Regions from separate parts of the Homo sapiens genome. Here region 1 is linked to region 2. Evidence: read pairs that join two places in POLR2A ChIA-PET (ENCODE). Cell type or tissue: OCI-LY7. All regions are shown on one strand.

Evidence for each region. ChIA-PET counts read pairs that join two places held together with the same protein. Peaks named below come from ENCODE experiments on the same cell type or tissue, not always from the same donor. Only the 100,000 strongest peaks of a DNase experiment are listed, where the experiment ranks them.
Region 1: POLR2A ChIA-PET joins it to region 2 with 5 read pairs; 3 of 35 experiments call an interaction of 5 or more read pairs at or near these places.

What each region holds. Positions count from the first base shown.
Region 1 is chr9:105,044,015-105,046,514 of GRCh38, forward strand. No RefSeq gene overlaps it. Among named protein-coding and RNA genes, the nearest start is that of CT70, 53 kb to the left of the region's middle. In OCI-LY7, no CTCF peak of the experiment used is centred here; no DNase peak of the experiment used is centred here.
Region 2 is chr9:104,862,047-104,864,546 of GRCh38, forward strand. The region is part of intron 5 of ABCA1 (ATP binding cassette subfamily A member 1); the gene reads right to left. Among named protein-coding and RNA genes, the nearest start is that of ABCA1, 65 kb to the right of the region's middle. In OCI-LY7, CTCF peaks have their summits at 1,362 (motif pointing right) and 1,563; a DNase peak (open chromatin) is centred at 1,385; H3K27ac peaks cover 1,238 bases.

The sequences.
Region 1 (2,500 bases), 180 kb after region 2:
CTTGATCTGTGGGGGGATTTTTGCTCATGGCAGCGTCCCCTTAGACACCCTGAAGAGATAGCCAGAAAAGTGTGAAATTTCTACTTATCTTCACACTCTAGTAAGCCCTCTAACCCTTGTTTCTCGACTACAAGGCAGGATCCAAGAGTTCTAGAGCTTTCTAGCCAGGGCATTGTGAGGACATGGAGCCCGCAAGGAAAATTTCTGCCCAAGCATATGACATTATGATTAATAAGCATCAGCCATTAAGTATTTTGAGAGCTTCAGATGAAAGTTTCACAAACAGACCAGAGTGTCATATAATAAGGATTATAAGCTTCTAAGTATTTCATACTTGCCTTGATCAAAACAGAAAACTCTTCATGTATACATTATTAATAAATTTGGATGCCCCTTTAAAGGTGATTAATTAGGTCTGAGTCTCCTTCAGACTCTATGATCACACTGAAGATCTACACACTGGTCTGTCTGCTCCAGAGCTCCAGGCTTTTATCTCTCTAGTTTGGCAGGAATCTCCATGGGAGGCCAGTCCTAGCCTTGAGTGTGAAGGGTCACCAGTGGGGCATCATCCCCTGCGTTCTGGAGTGTGCTGAATGCCAACTCCCATTACATGGGGACCAAAATGAGCTCAGGAGCATTGGTATCAAGCCAGACTGCCAGTCTTCCACTCAGGCATCTCGGCCAACCTGCAACAAACACTGCCTGGTCTAGCTATTTAGAACTGAATAATTGGCACAGACATAGATGCCTGCTGACTTGCATTTGGTGCTCCCATTTGAATTTGAATTCTTTCATTAAGCCACAGAGCATCCTTTTTAAAGGTCCAGATCCTCCCAGGATAATTAGACTCTTCCTACAGCAACAGGAAGGCTGAATTATTCTTTCTGTCTCCCTGATCTGGCTGCATTTAAACAAGTTGGTAGGTACTTTCTGAAACAATTAGAAGAAAAGGGATAAGATGAGTGAGGCTCAATTCCCTTTTCAAAAAGTGCAGACAATGGCGGGTGCGGTGGCTCATGCCTATAATCCCAGCACTTTGGGAGGCTGAGGTGGGCAGATCACTTGAGGTCAGGAGTTCGTGACCAGCCTGGCCAACATGGTGAAAACCCGTCTCTCCCAAGAATACAAAAATTAGCCAAGCATGGTTGTGCAAGCCTGTAATCCCAGCTACTCAGGAGACTGAGGCAGGAGAATTGCTTGAACCCGGAAGGCGGAGGTTGCAGTGAGCCGAGATCATGCCACTGCACTCCAGCCTGGGTGACAGAGCGAGAGTCTATCTCAAAAAAACAAACAAACAAACAAAAAAACAACAGTGCAGACAAGAGATCTAAAAATGCTTCTTGCTATCTAGTAAGCTTGGATGTGCCTTCTTGGAGGCTACAGAAGGGTAGCCTTGAAAAATTGGATTTTTGCTGGGTACTTCCCAGTGAATCAAGGCACTGGCATCCCTGGGGGGCTCTGCAAGGTTATGGTCCTGAGGTTTGTGTATGAGAGTCCTGTTGCTGTTCCAGTGCATTTATAAGCCCTTATTGAGATGGCAGGTGACTAGAGGGAAAAGGACTCCTGTTGAGTATTTTTTTTTTTTTTTAAGAAATCCTTTAGGAAGCTGGATTAGGCTACGTGGAAATGTAATTGTGATTCTCAGCAGGCTGAGACTCATTAACAAAGAGCCAGAATAATGGGTTTTTATACAAGGTATTCATTCATTCATTTTTATTCATTTATTCTTTAACTGAATGTCTCCGCTAAGTGCCAAGCACTGGGTGGGATCCAGTCCCTGTCCTCAATGAGCTGAAAGTGTTTATATGGGAAGGGAAGTGTGGGTGGAGAACAGAATGCAGGAGAGACAGACAAGTAAACAGGTTATTAATACACTGTGATAATTACTAAAACAGTGGTAGGTACAAGCATCAAAATTCGGATGGGGAATAATGCATTAGAAATGGTGTAGGGAAAAAGTATGAAGGAGAAGAAAGACTTGACAGTGGACATGAAGCTATAGCTGAGCCTTTTTTTTTTCTTTTTTTTTTTTTGATACAGTGTCTTGTTCTGTTGCCCAGGCCAAAGGGCAGTGGTACAATTATGGCTTACTGCAGCCTCAACCTCCTAGCCTCAAGCAACCCTCCCACCTCAGCCTCCTGAGTCACTGGGACTACAGGTACATGTCACCATGCCCTGGCTAGTTTTTTTTGTGGACTTTTTTTTTTTTTTTTTTTGAGATAGGGTTTCACTCTGTGGCCCAGGCTAGGGTACAGCAGTATGATCTCGGCTCACTGCAACCTCCACCTCCCGGACTCAAGCGATCCTCCCACCTCAGCCCTCCCAGTAGCTGAGACAAGTAGGCACCACCATGCCTGGTTAATTTTATTTTTTTGTAGCAACGAGGTCTCATTGTGTTGCCGAAGCTGATCTTGAACTCTTGGCTCAAGTGATCCTCTTGCCTCGTCCTGCCAAAGTGCTAGAATTACAGGTGTGGGCCACCACACACAGTCTTTTGTTG
Region 2 (2,500 bases):
GTTACACACACACACACACACACACACACATACACACACACACAGCCTTTCCTTTTCTTTTTTTTTTTTTATTTTGAGACGGAGTCTCACCCTGTCACCTAGGTTGGAGTGCAATGGTGGAATCTCAGCTCACTGCAACCCCCGCCTCCCGGGTTCAAGAGATTCTCCTGCCTCAGCCTCCCGAGTAGCTGGGATTACAGGTATGCATCACCATGACTGGCAAATTTTTTTTTTTTTATCTTTAGTACAGACAGGGTTTCACCATGATAGGCAGGCTGGTCTCAAACTCCTGACCTTGTGATCCAACCTGCCTTGGCCTCCCAAAGTGCTGACAGTACAGGCGTGAGCCACCATGCCCGGTCTTTCTCTTCTAAATGATCTCACCCACCCCACCTGAGCTTTGTGGCACTAGTCCGTTCATTCCTGTCTCCCCACTGCCTTTTCACAGAGCTAAAATTGGAGAGATTTAAAGCTTTATTCCCACAAGCTGCAGAGACTAATCTCCTGTTTAATGCAAAACAAGCAATGGTTCTCAAACTTAAGTATGCATCAGAATCACCTGGAGAGCTTGTTAAAATGCAGACTGCCGGGCCGGGCCGGGCCGGGCCGGGCCGGGCCGGGCCGGGCCGGGCCGGGCCGGGCCGGGCCGGGCCGGCCCCCACCCCCACCCCCACCCCCACCCCCACCCCCACCCCCACCCCCACCCCCAGAGTTTCTGATACAGCGGCCCTGGGATGCGACTGGAGAATCACTTACAGGTGATGCTGATGCTGCTGACCTGGGGACCATGTTTTGACAAACACTGGCAGAGTGCATTACGCATATCAAAGTGCCTTCACAGACATGGTCTCATTTTCATTCCAAACATAAAACATGTGATACAAAGCTCCAAAACCCAGGTCTGCCAGGCTTTAGGAAAACACATTAACATATATTTAAACCATCAGCCCTATTAAATGATTTGATTGCTAAAGGATTTCATACGGAATCTCCCTAAATAATAGGCCCTCTGAGTACAGTTAGAAAAGGCTTCAATCCAGTGCAACAAAACAGAAAAAGCAGCACTAAGAATCCAGAATTTTAGTTTCTAGAGTTGGAGGCTGTGTCTGGTGGCGTCCCTGCGTACCTCATGTCATCTTTCTGAACCTCAATTTCTTGATCTCCAAAATGAGAGGTTTCTGACCAGATGCTTGGTAGGAGCCCTATGACTCCGAAACAGTATAGTTTTCCCTGACTCATCTCATTTGGCTGTCTACCTCTTCTCCTTCCAACCCACTCTCCTAACAGCCTAACTTCTTTGTAATAAAGATAAAACCAGCTCATCAGGACCACATGAACTGAGCCCACATGGCCAGGCACTAAGCAACCTCTAGAGGGCAAACTTTGCAAACTGAAATCATTTACCAGAAGAGAAACAGGTTTGATCTGAAAATGGGGCTACAGTGTGAGGCTTAATGAGGACAGGAGTTAATCCGCGGAGCTAAGAGGGTCACATGCAGAGATAAAGTAACAGGAGGGCCTGACAGCCCAGCCAGTCTCTCATAAATGCTGTATGATCCAGGTGTATTCTGCTTTAGGCAAACTTCAGTAATATTGAGTTATATAGACAGAATAAATTGAGCAAGATTTACATCGCTAGAGAAATGATTCACTGCTACCCCTCTATGGCTAGCTCCTAGTTATTCCTCATGACAGCCAGTAGCTGTTCTTAGGCCCAGTTAGTGTCCCTCAGAATCAGTGCTCCTGCAAACTGCTACCTACCTGATGCTTCCCATCACATGTGACTCTACACTGTTAGCATTAGGCTCTCTACTGCAGTTGTCAAACCTCAGAGCACCTAAGCTTCATTTAGGGAGCATGCGAAAATGCAGTTTCTTGGGCCCAGTCCCCAGAGATTCTGAAATAGTGGGTCTAGAGTGCAGAGCCTACAAATCTACATTTGAATAAGCATCCCTTACACTTTTAATGTTGGGGGAGGGAGGTGTGGAACCACAGTTTAAGGAACATTGTTTTACTTGCATGTTGTCTCTACCAGACTATGCCTATAGGATAGGGAATATGCGTTCTTAGTACCACCAATGCCCAGATCAGGCCTGGCACAGAATTACTGCCCAGTGAAGGGTAGCTGAATACTAAACACTAGGAGATGGGATTAGGGCTGACAAGGTTCCAAAAGTATCTGAGTACCATCATAGGAGATTTCCTTTTAGCTGGCCAGGTCCAGGAAGAGCCCAGGGATGTCAGGACCATCCCCAGGCCACACCCCAGGAGTGAACAGGACTTCTAACCACTGGAACTGCCTTCCCAGGAACAGAAAGCGACATCCGGGGTCACTTTCTGTTCTTGGGAGAAACAGGAAGGAAGGTGTAAGCTGGTGTCTTCAGTTGAGGACTGGTGTGAAAAGGTAGACATTAATCACTGTACAACCATGGAAAAAGCACCACCCTGGGAGTCAGAAACCTGGGTTCTAAATCCATTTATTTGTCGAGTCATTTCATGT